Regions from separate parts of the Homo sapiens genome. Here region 1 is linked to region 2. A link is an interaction called in ENCODE POLR2A ChIA-PET data of the cell type or tissue named here. Cell type or tissue: OCI-LY7. All regions are shown on one strand. Region 1 overlaps AFF2 (ALF transcription elongation factor 2). Region 2 overlaps AFF2 (ALF transcription elongation factor 2).

What was found. ChIA-PET counts read pairs that join two places held together with the same protein. Peaks named below come from ENCODE experiments on the same cell type or tissue, not always from the same donor. Only the 100,000 strongest peaks of a DNase experiment are listed, where the experiment ranks them.
Region 1: POLR2A ChIA-PET joins it to region 2 with 5 read pairs; 1 of 35 experiments calls an interaction of 5 or more read pairs at or near these places.

The regions. Positions count from the first base shown.
Region 1 is chrX:148,644,269-148,652,268 of GRCh38, reverse strand. It overlaps AFF2 (ALF transcription elongation factor 2), which reads right to left. Exons shown (of 21, transcript NM_002025.4): 2 at 138-270. Among named protein-coding and RNA genes, the nearest start is that of AFF2, 150 kb to the right of the region's middle. In OCI-LY7, no CTCF peak of the experiment used is centred here; a DNase peak (open chromatin) is centred at 4,478; H3K27ac peaks cover 2,132 bases.
Region 2 is chrX:148,589,522-148,597,521 of GRCh38, reverse strand. All of the region lies in intron 1 of AFF2 (ALF transcription elongation factor 2), which reads right to left. Among named protein-coding and RNA genes, the nearest start is that of AFF2, 93 kb to the right of the region's middle. In OCI-LY7, no CTCF peak of the experiment used is centred here; a DNase peak (open chromatin) is centred at 4,171; H3K4me3 peaks cover 1,486 bases; H3K27ac peaks cover 3,940 bases.

The sequences.
Region 1 (8,000 bases), 55 kb before region 2:
ACAGTGTATGTACAAATTTCACTTGTAAAATATATTCCCCTGGAAATGAGTTGGGTGCTTTAAACATAAATTAAATGTTGATTAGTGAGTTCAAAAATGTAACAAGCAACCATTTTCCAGAAAGAAAAATTACATACATATTCAGCTACCTTGTATGGCTCCCCAAAAAGATCAAAGCCTGAAGAAAAGAGATCGTCTTCTTGCTGGACTTCTTGATTCCTCCGCTCCCATTCCCTTTTTTTAAGTGCACTACGGTCTTGTTCATAGTGACTGATATGAAAAGGAAAAGACAAAAAGAGAAAAAGATTAATTAATCATGCAAGTCATTTAAATTTTCCTTGCTGTCAATAATAAGAAAAAAATTCAAGTCAACTTGCTGCCCAAGTTGACACTGCATAGAGAACAGATAATCCTTTTCATTACACCTATTGAGTTTAAGATCCTGACCAGCTCTTCAGAATAAAGAAGAAAACAAAAACTTGCTTATTTGAAATGATATTCATGACAAGCAAGTAAAGCAAAATCTCTTCCCTTGTCCTTTTTTGATTATTATAAGCAATTACATACTCCCCAAAAGTCAGCCCACAGTGCAGAAAGGTACTGAATTAAAGTTACATTGTGTTGCCAACTACCTAGGGCTCAGAATCCACAGATGTCACAAAGTCCTAAGGGAAAGGAATTATCAAAGTACGGAGCTGAAGATAAATTGGATTTCTGTCCTGAGCCCATAGCCAAAGTGAGCTTGTTTTGATGAACTCACAGGAGAATTTAAGGGCATTTTCAGAAGTCCACAAAAAAATAAATCACCAAATCACCTACACTTCTTTGTGTTTGGTTGTTGTGGTGTTGGTCTTCTCACAGTTTTCTTCAAAAGTGAATGGAAGCCTTTTTGAGAAACTCTTCACAAAAAAAGGGGTCTGACTTGAATAACAAATGACTAACTGTGGATGAAAAAAAGGAGGTGTCAAAAGCCTTTAATGACCTCAACGAACAAATGTTTTATAAAGACTAACTGTGACTCTCATCACATTTCAGGCTTTCCCATTGGAGGATCAAAAGCTTCTAAACAATATTTAAGATATATTCCAGGCCTTCTGGTTTTATGGAATGGAATGCTTCCTTATTAAGAAAACAATTATTTTCTTCATCATGCAAGACTGCAAATTAAGCCATAATCTAAGTCTCGTAGTGGTGTATCTTATTTTATTCACTGGGCTTTTTTCATGCTTTTGATGTTAACCTTACCCAAAGTGAGTATATATACACTGAGCAAATTTAAATTACATAAATGTACATAAAATGCCTAGCAGGTGTTGGATAAATGTTGGTTTCCTTCCCCATGTTAATAGTCCCATGTTAAGACTTAATTAGATAATTGACATGCAAATGAACATAATAGCTAAAGGAATTATAAGAGATCTACTGATATAAAACTACAGTTGACAGGCTTTGACTATATCCGAAACCTTAATACCTGTCATTGGTAGGCTAGTTTGCTCAAAGAACCTAGAACATAAACTATCTGTGCAGCTTAACTAGATGTTGATAAACATGGAGTGTACAATGCCACTACACTTAATCATCCACTTTTCTTCACAGGAATCCTTGAATGGTCAAATTCAAAGTGACTTTGATAACTTTATCTCCTGGATAAAGAACACTCATTTCTCCATTAAAAAACAGCAACAACATTTATAGGATGTTTAAATGCACATTACACTTTCATAATACAAACGTCAGATACATTAAAGCTCACTGGACCATTCATGAGTATATTCAGCAAATGTTATCACTGTCTGAGTAAAGCAAAGAAAACCTTCAGAGTCCTACCCAAAGCCAGGGCCCCATATCTAGGCCTTGCCTGGTCAAGGAAGATATCAAGTCCAGATACTGGAAGCCAGGCTATTATTTGTAGTCTCAGATGCCCTCCATAGGTATTAGATTTTCTAGCATCATCTTTCATTTCCATTCACAAGTTGAACTCAGAACCCCAAACAATTGTTGTGTGTCTCAATGTCTCCATGTTTGAGACTGACATGGAAACAATCAGGCACAGTAACATCTTCAGTCCGTTAAGTGTGGCGCTTGTGACCGTACCTCAACACCATAAATTGGCTGTGTGTAATCCAATCCCATCAATTTATCCAAATGTAAGAAAGATTGGGTGTTATGGGGGTGGGGGTAGAGTAACAAGTTAAAGCAATATTTAGTGAGGGCAGGGTTGTTGCAAAGGAGAAGGACACTTAATTTCTTTGCTTTCCATAGCAGATTAGTATCTACACACAAACAAGAACCAAAGTCTTTTCCTTCTGAGTAATGCGAGCAGGATGTCAGTTTTCTAGCTATCTGTTCATTTTGTGCACCTGACAGCTAAGAATGACAGGCCCATAGATCACATTTAATTCTCCCATGAAGAGAACTGAAGTGCTTTGGTCTCTTGGCTTTGCAAACTACCTTCCTTCTCCGAGGGAAAGATATAATTAAAACCCTGAAGGAAAAAGAAAGGAGAAGGAGAAGAAAAGGAAACGTGCTTCAGCTTGCATGACAACCTTTCAAACGATCAGCAGTAAGGGCACTTTCGGTGCTTTAGCCCTGGCTTTGATTTGTTAGGAGGCTCTTGGCTGCATTTTGCATCAGTTCATTAGCTACCAAATTCCAGACACAAATTTGAATAGCAGATTGAGTGTGCATGCGGGTGTTATCTGTTGCAAGCAAAACTGCCTGCTGCATTTTTTAACACATCCGACAAAGAACAGTTAATTCTCATATCTCTGGCGAGAATGAATTTAATCTCCACAGAGCTCCACTGCTCTTGGAAGGCAACCAAATATCTCCAACTTTTTCCTTTCTTGCTCAGCATGGCGTTGTATTGAAGGCTTCACACAGTGAGGTCTAATGAGTAATGAACTACATGGTGATGAGGCTTTCAGTCTATAACGTCACTGATTTCTGACTGAAACCAACATTACTAATTTGAAGCACCAGCTAATTAAAACCACAGCTATGTATTTAGCCTCTTGTTATACCTACTGCAGTTTATAATTATGAGGACCTCTTTATCTACTCAATTAAATTTCTTATGATTCAGGCAGGTTGTGTTTGAACCTGTGAGCCCTGCAGAGGCTGCAGGAAAGTATATGTCTGTCCCCTGATAATTTGATACATCTTTACACACCCAGGCCTGCTTTCCAAAGGAAAAAGAGCTCCATAGCCCACAAAGAAATGCTCAAGCCAAAAACCTGAATTAATCATCATATCATCGGTATGAACAATTCAAGTTTATTCTGTGATGAAGACAGGATGAATTGATCCTATCAATCAGCATGAAAACCCATGTTCATACTGAGAAGTTAAGCCAAAAATCTCAACTCAAGGATTCATCACTCTTAGCAAGTTAGGATATTTTTCCAACTTTTTTCTCCTGGATATAATAAAATTGGTCACATTATGATAATATAAAAACTGACCACTCAAAACCAAATTTACTATGAATTAACCAAAGGCCTTAGGTTTCTCTCTCTCCAGGTTACCTTTTTGGAATCGCTATTTCATTGATATCCACGCTAGCTGACTGGAAAAGGTCAGAAAGAAGAACAAGTTCCATTTAACTACTTTGTTAATCACCTTGGTGTAAGGCATGATGGTGAGAAGCTTCTCTCTATCATAGGATTTTTTTTCTTTTCTTTTTTTTTTTTTTTTTTTTTTTTGACGGAGTTTTCCCTCTTGTCGACCAGGCTGGAGTGCAATGGCGCAATCTCAGCTCACTGCAACATCCACCTCCCAGGTTCAAGCGATTCTCCTGCCTCAGCCTCCCAAGTAGCTGGGATTACAGGCACCAGCCACCACGCCTGGCTAATTTTTTGTATTTTTAGTAGAGGTAGGGTTTTGCCATGTTGACCAGGCTGGTCTCCAACTCCTGACCTCAGGTGATCCACCCGTCTCGGCCTCCCAAAGTGCTGGGATTACAGGCATGAGCCACTGCACCCAGCCCAGGATTTTTATATTAGCTGTGATTTCACCCACCTGTGTGCTTCCCTAGCCACCACAAACAGAGGAACTGCCCTCATTTACAAAAGAGGAAACTAAGGCCCTCCAAAAATGAACAGAGGGAGCTGTCTCAAGCCGTCATCAAGCTAGTGGCAAAGGAAGATCTGAATCTGTTTCTTCCATCTTCAAGTACATGTAGTATCTTCTCCTAGCCTTCTCCTTCTCTCAGACACTTGAACCTTATCTTGTATGTAGATAACTCTCATTTTGCTCATTAAAAGCCTCAGGTTCATTGGTGGGACAATAAAATGCAGGGCACATGTAGATTCCGTGAGATCTAGAAAGTTCAATTATGCCGTCTTCATTAGCGCACAGTGGTAGCCCACACAGGCTGACAATGCAGGCTAGTCTTTTACAACAGAGACTGTTTATAACAGGAAGAGAGTTTAGCAATCATCTAGTTGCAGTGCCCTCATTTTACAGATGAGGAAATAGAACTAAGGTAAGGTAATGGGCCTCACAGCGGGTTTGTCAGAGAACTAGGAGGCTGGAACTCAGGCTTTCACATTCCCAAGCAACATGGTTTGTCCCTTCTGCCTCCTGTGTTTCCATCACACTTCAGAATGAAGATGAGTTTCACATGCACTCCATTGGTCACCTTTCCTTAGGACTGCATTTTATTAGAAATTGGCAGTAGGGAAAAACTTTAGGGATTTAATTTAGATTCGAGTATAGATAAACCACTAGTTTCCTTATATCAAAATGTACAGACCCTAAAGGGATTATAAAAATTAACTGCATCTGTGGGGAAGAGGCTGGGCGAGGGAGAGTAAAAACCAGTTTCAGTCCATTTGGTTCATATATTTCATGAAGCTAATACTCATTGTTTACCTAATTTGGTTATTTTACAAAGCCACTTGGGGAATAAAAAATTGATATTTTAAAATGATAAATTTGTTTTAAAATACTGCTAATATATGATTTACTGTAGTAATGGTGTACATGAAGGTAAATAATTCAGCCTCACTTGTTTTCCAGTCCAACTACAGTAAACACCTTTATTTGGCTAATATCTTTGCAAAAGCATAAAAATACATATTTAATCCACTCAAAGGACAAACATAAGCTATCACTCACTTCCTGTGGTTCTTCTGAATGAATCCCTGCCTTCTATAACATGTGTAGATATTTATCCATGTTATATGTTCCAGAGTGTCAGGTGATACTTTTTCTATACCGAGTCCTATTTTGAATTTGACACTGATCTAATCTCTACATAACTTCTTTTTGTTAAGAAAAGAAAATCTCTGCTATCCAATACCTTCAAACTTAACCCACATTATGTAAAGTGCTAAATTCAAAACTATAAAAGCAGCTCAAAACAGGCCATCATTATTTTACACATATAGAGTAAAAACACAAGAACCTTGGATCTGGAGGTGTGCAAAAGAATAGAAGGTAAGTGGCCTTGGAAAGGAATTTCTAAAACCAGTAGAACCTCCTCAGCCATATTTAATGTCAGGACTCATGAGGAACTCAGCATACCACCACTCTCTTCAGCAAATGAACTATCTCCCTGCAAACACTGTCTCTCATGAAAAATAATCAAGAAGAGAATGAAAAGGTGAGAAACACACAAGTTTTTAGCTCTAGACAGCTGCCCATCTGATCATTCCAATTTGTTTTTGATTTTCCTTTAAATCTGTGGTTTGTAAAATTATGTAGACATCAATAGTCCAGAGGTCCTGGCAGAAACAGGCTTAATATTTCAATGTAGGAGCATCTTGGGACTACCTCATCCCCTCCATTTCTGAAAATGGAAGCAAAGATTCAGCCCATCTGCAAAGCCTGTCTAAGCCTCCTCCAATTAAGTCAGGCAGACCTCCCAAGAGCCATCCCTCCTAACTTGTTTCTGTATCCCCTGCTTTGCTTCTTTTCTAGTCCTCTCTTTTCATTAATAACAGCTTGATTGAGATATAACTAATATAGCTACAATTTCACCCATTTAAAGTGTACAATTCAGTGGTTTTTAGCATATTCACAGAGTCTTGAAAGCATCACCATGATATTAATGTTAGAATATTTTCATCAACTCAAAAAGAGGCTCTGTACACTTTTAGGTATCATCCTGTCCTGCAATCCTACCATCCAGCCCAGCCCTAAGCAACTACTAATCTACTTTCTCTCTGAATGAATTTGCCACTTCTAGATACTTCATATACATGGAATTATGCAACATGTGGTTTTTTGTGCATGGCCTCTTTCACTGAGCATACTATTTTCAATGTACATCCACACTGTAGCATGGGTCAGTACTTCGTTTCTTTTTATAGTTAAATAATATTCCACTGTATGGATATTCCTGGTCCTATGATATACTGTGCTCATTAAGAGGGCTCAATTTTGTTTTCTTCTAATGATTTAACCAGGATTCTCTAAGTCTCCCATTAGACTTTTCCCTCCTTAAGGTCAGAGGTTTTTAAGTCACTGCATCCTCCAACTGAACACAAATAACCTTTCTGTACATAAATAAGCAATGGACAATGCAAATGTCATAAGGAAAACATATTTGCTTTTTTGAAAAAAAGTGTGTGGCTTAGGCTTTGGACAAAATTATTTTGACTGGCCTACCAAACACTCAAGAAGACGTTGTCATCTCTCTAACAAATACCAAATACTCAAGCTGCAAAGATAATTTAATACACTTAGGAGTGGTAAAAACCTACTAGAAACCTAACCTGATGCCAGTCAAAGAAACAGATTCTTTTGTTCCCAGGTAGAAAGCTTTAAGGAATTTTACAGTGTGTCCAAAAAAGATGGCATCCAGATTCAGATGATCTGGGACAGGCTCTGTCACTTTCACTTACAAGTTTCTTGTTCATTAATAAATTGCTTTACATTTAAAGCCTCAGTTTCCTTCTTTGAACATGAAAATTAACTTTATGTCTTCTCTGCATGGTTAGTGTAAAGGTTACATATGATAGTTATCAAAAAAGGCTTCTGTAAACTACTAATGACTGCTCACATTTAACAGATAAGATGACTGACACCCTGATAAAGCGATATGTAAATCTCTTTATAGCTTTTGGGTCCTCTTTACTCTGTAAAAACATAGCAAAATTTCATGGTTGCTGAAGTCTAAAGTCTTTCTAGTAACAGATTAAGTTAATTTCATTAGATATCCTTTACAAATTTTCTTCTATAGACTCAGATATGACCTTTGAGACAGAGACACTAAGTTGGTCAATTTAAAAATGTAATTCACAAATTAATAATGATCTGAAATTTAAAATAATAACTTTAAATTGGAAATGTTTCTAAATATTTCTTCTATCACTTGGTTCACAATTTTGGCTGCCTATCAGAATCATCCAGAGAAGATTTTATAAATCTCCAGGCTCAGGGCATACATTGGACCAACTGCATCTGGATCTCACAGTGTGAGTCCCAGGCATCACATGGAAAATAACTCCTGGTCTTTATATTAATAGATAAATTTCTTTATTTGACCCATTTGGGCATATCAAAATCTGACAAACTTAACCTGAAGAGATCATTTGTCTTTTCATTTCATGAAGGAAAATCAAGGACCAAACACCTTTAGGGAACTAATGTATTTATTCTATTATGTAGAAACATACATTGCTGGTATATGTTGGGAAAAGTGCCTTGAAGGTGAAAGCAGTTATTACAAGAATAGACTTGTGCAGAAGAACAACAATAACACTAATAGTTCCTATCTGTTGATTCCTTGTTTATGCCAGCCACTGTTCCAGGACTTTTATGAGTACTATCTTATTTAATCCTCACAAAAACTCTGAAGTGGTATACCATCCTCATTTTGCGGATGAGGAAACTGAGATACATGAGACACAGGGAGGTTAACATGCTCAACACCACACAATTAGTCAGTGGTACAAAAACACAGTAACCGCTGGGGCTGTCAGAATCCAGAGGCCACCCTCTTGGTCATAAAGAAGATTCTAGTCTTACTCACAGAAGAGAAGGGCACT
Region 2 (8,000 bases):
CATTTTAGTCCTGCGGATCATGCTCAGCAATTTGAAATTATTTTATGATCCTGATCAATGTAATTAATGAGAATGGCTGTTAATTAGTTACACTAGCAGGTGGGCCATGAAAAATGTATTCACTTAATAATACCCTAGAACAACAAGCGATTAAGGGCTCCTGTGCTGATTTTACCTGGCACAGAGAAAGGAAATCGCTGTCCAGCTCACTGGGCTTTTTGAGATTACCACACTCCCCTCTTTGCCCTCCTCAGCTCCTCCACCACCTCATAGGGCCTTTCATAGGGTAACACACAAAGCAGCCCGACTTGAGATTTTAAAAGACATTAAGCATTTTTCGGCTTAAACATTCTCCTCTTTGTTGCAAGGCCCCACAAGCAGAGGTTTTTGGTAAACTCCACTAAGGCATTATTAATTTCAAATTAACTAACTGTAGCTTCACCATAGAAAATAGGGTAAGCCAGACCCCTTCATCTGCCCCCCAGCAGATGTCATAACCCTTTCTGTAGAGAGCCTAGCTATAGTAACCCCTGGTGGTTGTCTGGTGACAGACAGACAGGAAGTGTTAACATGGTCCATTGAGTTGTTCCTTAGTAGTGCTGAGAATTTATTGGGAGTTTTCATTGTCAAAAGATATATCACATCCCCTGAGGAGTTAGTCAATACTTTCAGTTATCTCCACAGTTTTTATCCTAGAGCAATACAAAAGGAGGCTAAAAGTGTAACAAATATTTCCAATATTCTCCTGATTAAACTATTTAGTCACATCAATTATGCAAATGACTACAAATATCTGTTAATATGACTTACCTGTGCACAGAGCTCTTTGCTTTCATTAAACCTCGCTAACTGACATTTAGGATCTGCCCCAGCATTCAGCATATCACTATTTGGCCTAATTGGGAGAGCTGAAATACTAAAAAGTGAGGCTAATGGGAAATTCCAGGGAAATCCTGATTCCTACTGTCAGAGGAGATGGGAACATAGTCGTCCCACTTTATGCTCTTTTCAGAGGCTACATCTCAAGTACCTATTGTATTTGGGTTAGCTCTACTGGATTTGCAAGCAATTAAGGAGAGAGACCTGGCTAGATGAAAGGGTCTTTGTGCAGCTTCCCTGGCCCCTTGACTAGGCAGTCACACCAGGGCACAAGTGGCCATGAAGTGGTTGGAGGCGGGCGGCGCTCTTGTTCCTTCAGATGTACTACAGCCCATTTCATTGGTGTTTGATTGTTTTTCCTTCAAAATAAAAGTTTGATGGAGGCTTTGCTTCTTTACTGTTGGACTTCTTTCTTTCTTTTGTAACTATCACCTGCTTAGTAGGAGTATATATATCTTATCTCCTACACCAAGGAAAGGAGTTTCTATTACTACTTTGTGCATTTCATTTTCTATCTCAAGGCAGTTTTCATTGTTGTATTTGCCAAAGAGCACAGTAGATGTTAGGGATTTTTATCAAATTGATGTATACATATGATGATTTCAAGAGTCAACTACCTATCAAAGCTTCTTAAAGACCCAAAGCAGTTCCCAGCCCTGCCACTGCACCCCTAGATTATTCCTTCTTCTCAACAAGCAATTGCTTATAACTTTATTTTATTCTTGGAGCATTTGCCTTCATTTCTCTAAAAAACACACTGGATTGCTATTTTTTTATTTTTAGGTATTATCTATTGACTTCCTTCTGTGGAAAATGAGCATTTAGTTGACCTTCTTGCTTTCCTCTTCCCTACTACATACTGGAATACTTGTCATCCCTCCATCTTCCCAACATATTTACGTCAAAAGTTTAGTTAGATCAATTTTTATTTTTGCAATTTTTAGATGGTATATGTTATTCAGACCTAAGCCATGTACTAAACTAGGATTTTCCTTTCCTGAGCAACTTTTTGGAGTCAATCATCATGACTGGCTTTTTATTAATGTTTGGTCATTTTTCTATGCACATATCACTAATCCAACCTTAAACTCTCTACTAGCTGCATAAATCCTGTCAATACATTTACTCACATTAGCTATCTATTTCATTTTCTTCATAAATTTCATTCAGAGCTTTCTGACCTACTTCAACCTCAACTGGTTGCCCTCTACATCGGGATTCTCTTCACCACTGTCTGGTAGACTCCTTTGGCCTCTCTCCTGTGTTATGGCTCCTGTTTCCTATAGACATGCTTTCCTCTCCTTTTATTTATTCCTTCTCTTTGGTGAACAAATACATCCTCTGTAGGTTACTGAGAAAAACTTGGTTAGAGGTCAATTTTTCTCTGAGATCTTGAGTGTCTGAAAATGTCTTTATCCTATCTTCCCACTTTATCGATAATTTGGCTAAGTAGAAATATTAAGGTGGAAGTTATTTTCCTTCAGGATTGTCTTTGAGTTTCAAGTGCTGCTGTGAAATCCAAAGCTATTCTGTCCCATTGCATGATACCTATTCTCTCCCTCTCTCCTACCTTCCTCCCTTCTTCCTTCTTTCTGGAGGCTTGTGGAATTTTCTCTTTATCTTCTTTTTTTCTGGAATGTCACAGTGAATCCTTGCTGCCAGCATTCTAGTGGAAGCAAACTGGCAGTCCCTGTGTGTAGCTGGTGGTGTATGCATTTGTTCACTAAAAATCCATGTTTCCAGAAAAGTACTCCAGGACAACAAACCTCTGTTTTATCCTCTCCAAAAAATAAAGTTCCATTTTCTGCAAGGCTGGGGAAAGGAAGAGCAGTAAGAGTGAGGGAGAGGAATTGGGGATCTAACTTCTTACACAGCTTTCAATCAATCCTCTATATTTTATACCCTCTTCACTCCTGCTTCAAGGGATATCTGCTATCACCAATTCCTTGGCTTTTTGAAGGTTCTGCAGTGTGAACTGTATTGATTCTAAGCTTTCCCACTGCTAGGATTTGGATTTCCAGATCTGCTAAATCAGCTAATATTTGCTCAAATGCTTTCCAGCTTCTGAAATTTGGTTATTTCCTCTCACATATCTCCAGTCCTTTTGAGTTTCTTTAAAAAAAAAAAATCCCTTATTGTAGTTTTGGTGTGGTTTTAAAAGGGAGTTAAATTAGAGGCATGTGATCAATCCACTATTGAAAAAAGTCAAAGCAGCTAATTCACATATGACAACCACGTCTCTTTCTCTCTTCTTTTAAAACATGAATTATGTGCCTGATGTTACTTCTGTAAACTGAGAAAGAACTTGAAATTTAGTAGACATAAACAAAAGGCAAAGAGGTCCTCAGGAGGGTGTTCCAGATGTATTTCTGAATTGATTCCAGACCCGAGTAAGTCCTGACTAGCTCAGGCTAAGCAGTTCTAAAGTGCTGTCTTGTAATTCTAACCGAGCCACAAGAGCCCACAAATGCTTAGCCGCATCCCACTCACTTCTGCTTGCATGTCTACAGCTTTTCAACTGACTCTGATGTTTCATAAACCGAAATTCCCAGCCTATTCTTTTTACTCCTACCACTACTAATATGCAACTTCCACACATATATCCATGCACAGTTTACAGAGTATTTAAACATATATTAACTCACTTAGTTCATATCCCTGTGAAGAAATTGTTTTGGTAGTGGTCATTCTTTCTAGAATCATGGTTAAAAGCTTGGACTCTGGAGTAAACATGAGCTGGTAAGGGTTCTGGTTCCATGCTGATTGTTCATACAACCTGGACAAATTATTCACACTCTCTGAGCTTCAGTTTCTAAATCTGTAAAATGGAGATAACTACAGTACTCTCAAATTATTTGAGGTTTTGTGAAGATTAAACAAGAATGCATGTAATGTGCTCAGCACAATAGCTGGTACAAAGAAAGCACTCAATAAATAGCAGCTATTACTCTGATTCTCATTTTACAGATGAAGATCCTGAGGTACAGAAACGTTAGATGATTTTTCCCAAGTCCACAGTACCAATAAGGCACAGAGATAAGACAAGGCTCAAACTCCCATCTTTGACTTAGAAGTTCATGCTTCTTCTACCACACCAGTGGTCTCATCTCTGGCTGCATGCACACTCAAATCACATGGGAAGCTTTGAAAACATTCCTATACAGGGTCCATCCAAGTGATTCTGACTTAACTGTTCAGGTGTGGATTCTGGACATGGGTTTGTTCTCAACCCTCTCTGGGTGATTCTAACACTAGGCAAGGGTTACAAAACTTACGTTCTTTGCCAAACTTCCTCTTTCACTCCCAGGTGGCCTTGAATTGTATTTTATCTCCCACCCATGTTCTAGACTCCTTGTCAGTAGCTAGAAACGCAACCATGATACACTAATTATAAAAAGTGTTAAGCAAATATAAAAATTGTTACCCCCATTCACTTGTTTGAGCACCCCAAGAACTTGCTGGTTTAGAGAATGCACAGCTTCTCAGAAATGACTAGAAATTAGCATATCAAGATCCAGCTACAGTCTCACCAAGTTTTCCTGAACACATGAGGATGTCCTTTGGTGTGGTCAGCCTGGGCTCCCCTCCAGGGTCAGCAGAGCGATCTATTTCAAACACTTCAGAACAACCTGAGGTTCTGAACTAAATTATAATACAGGTTTCTGGTTTTCCAAGTAAAAGGTGATACAAAGGGAGACTAGGTAAGAAAGAAAAGAGAGAAAAGCCACAGGGCTACTTTTGGGTAAGGAAAAAAGCCTAGAGGAGAAAAAACAATAGGCTGTTTCAACCTCATCCTGCCTGGGCTCAGCTGGGAGGTTATAGAGCTGACTCCCTGCTGATGAGGCACTTAGCTGAGCTCCATCCAAAGGCCACGTGCCTCAGGGCCTAACCCCATCAAGCTAGCTCACAGGAGTAGGCCAGTGCCCTAATGAAGCCCAAGCCCCATCATTTGCAGACCACTCTACCAGGCTAGTAACAGTCTCAGGATCAGAGAAGGTCACAGATCACTTTTAATTTCAGCAGCAAATAAAAGCTGTCATCATATATTCAGGGAAACTTCATGAAGGTACAGCTGGATTTTGATGTGCCCCATAAAAAATATTTATCTTAATTAAAAAGTGCACTTATGAAAAATATACTTTTTTTTTTTTTTTTATAGCAGGCCTTGGGTTTAAAAAGCTTTCTTCCCATGGTCATGAGAATAATAAACTTGTCTAGGACATGAAACCAAAATGAAAAGGCCAAAATAATCTTCTAAGGGATAAATGGGAAAATGACTAAAATGGCCAAAACCAGTCCTTCTAGGAGCTTCTTCTATAATAAACCAATGTTAGTTTTCATGGCCCTCACCTAGCTGCTATGGACTCAGCTCCAGTGATTCTCACCTGCTAATCCTGGGACAAAATCTGCTGTTCATATAACTATAAGCTCTAGCCAGCATCTACTGGCCTCTTCAGATAAAAAACAACTGGAGTCATCAGGCTCCTGAGCACATTTTCATAATCAGCCTGATCATGGGTGCATGGCAGCTGCTCGATTGATGGTGTTAGACAGGGAATAAAGAGAGATGCCAGGAGTGCCCTCAGATCTGACATAACGAGGCAAACATCAGTCATTTGGCTAAAAAGCTCATAAAGGCTCCATCAGCCATGACACAGGAGTTTGTCTTAGGCAGAGCTAATGAGGAAATGTAGCAGTGCAAGCCTTTTCCTTAGACAGGAACAAGTTGTGAATGGGCTGCATTTTCGATGAAAACAAGAAATGCAGTTGAAAACAGTGTATATCCTTACCCTGATGAGAAATGATATATCAGGGTTTTGCAACAATTGTCCAAAAGAAAAGATGTTTTTTAAAAAAGTGTTTCACTTTATTTGCCAAGTGCTCAAGTGCATGTAAAATTAGTACTTGAAAGTGGTCACTTCTATGGAAAGCAAGATTACACAAAACGTAATCTTGGCCCTCTCAGAAAAGGAAATTTCTTCGCTAATGATGGAATAAATCCAGTCCATGCCTTGAAAGAGTTGATTGTGGCTGGAATCCATTAAATAATGGACTTAGATAATAATATACAAACTACAAGAATAACCAGCATATGCGTGGCACTTTTTGGTATCTAAAGCACTTGTACAGCATTTCATTTGATGCTTAGTAACAAAAGCAGAGCAGAAATGATTATTAGCTCCATTCCTGAAGGAGAGAAAGAAACTGAGGCTCTTGTTGGTTAATTAACTTAAAGGCCCAGAACAAATCAGTAGCAGGGCTGGGCCTGGAACCTAGGTCTCCTGCCTCCAGAGCTTTGGAACTCTTTACCCTAGAGTTAAGCCAGAAGACTGACTTGTAGACAAGCTTCCACATATAGTCAAGTGTTCCTTCCATGTAAACAGTGCCCAAGAAATTTCACATGATTATGATGACCTATGGCCCTATTCCCTGTGGCTCATGTCTGCTGATGGCATTTAGGTCCAATATTATATTTGGATGATACTACCAATGACAGCAGCACAGCAAAAGCAATGAGTTCAAGAGGAAGAAAAATTATGCCAAACATTTTGGATGAAGATTGTTAATGTTTCAATGAACATACAAGTTCATCGTTTATATAATACCCAGAGGGCAACACGGGTAATTCAAAGAGAAACAGAAACAACCATCTTGTGCATCTAAGGAAAATTGCAGACCAGGATTATATAATAAACCACAACCTCCCTCCTCCAATGAGTTGCTGTGTACAAGTATTTTCTGAATGGAAAAACCACAAGAGTAGTTACGATCCAGTTATTTTGCACATATGATTCTTTCCCCATCTATGTTTACCCCTCTATGAAATCATAATGAAAAATATTCATTTTACTGGGTCTTGGGAGTAGGAAACATTTCCTAAGGAAAACAAATACAACAAATGAGGCAACTCCTTGTCTTGGAAATTAGCAACCCCTGGGCTCCTTTCTATCTTATCCTCATGATTCTTGGGTTCTTCTAGAAGGGTATGTGGGTATTTCTTAAAGCCACTAGGGTGCTACCAAGAACACTTCCATGTGGTATGATGCCCTGAGGTACTGAATGAGGCAACATTGGGGTTTGTCACCCATTTCCTAGCTAAGAATATAAAGAGGCAAGGATGCTTCTCATAGAGAACCACTGATGTCTCAGGGGCTTGAGAAATTAAAAAGGAAGAAAGGGAGGGAGGCCTAAAAGCATGTAGAGACTATGGCTATGCAAATAGCTCTTAGTGGACGATCAGAAGCAAGGTCTAGGTAGGTGCCCGCTCACTAGGAAGGAAAATGCATGAAACAGAATGCAGAGGCAGAATAACAGTGTTGTGCCTTATTATATCCCTTTGAGCAATATGATCTTCAGACAAAAGAGAAGAGATAATTACATATTGATGGATTTTCATATTTTGTTTTTTCTAACAGCCAATGGCTGTCAGCTCCTCAGAGAGCCAGCAAATCCAAGAATTGCTCTGTGTTCACACTGCCAGCTCTGCAGTATAAAATAGGTAGTATATTTTAATGTCTTTCCAACTGCGTGTTTGGTGGTAATGATTAGCAGATGCCCTTACTAAGGGGGAACTACACTTGAGTTCTGGAACAGAGCTCTAACATGAAGAGCTGCTCTGTGACCGCTCTCAGTTCCCAATCCATTGAACAATAGGGCTTTATCTTTGCTGAAAGGTAACACTGCTACGGCATTTGACTGTTTTACCTACTTCCATTTCTAGGTGAGTTTCCTTCAAAACATGGCCTTTCCGGTTACAATAATACAAATTAAGCATATTGTATAGGAAGGCTTTTATTTTTTCCCCAGCATCTGCCTTAGAGTTGCACTATTTATACTGGTATTTTTTCACAGTTTACTTTCTGCAATGTATTTGGTGTAACAAGATTGCTATTTAGTATAATATATTAGGCTGGTGGAAAAGTGCCTAGTGTAAGGAGCTGGTGAAATTTTCCTGAGAAACAAATGCATACCCTAGAGCCACTTGGGTGACATACTAAATGGTAAACAATTACAAGGCTTCTGCAAGCCTACCTGTTGGTGTTTGCATGAATTACACAGAGACACTGAGAGCCCTGATGCAGTGAGGTCTACATGAAATGAAGTTAAAATCATATTTCAAA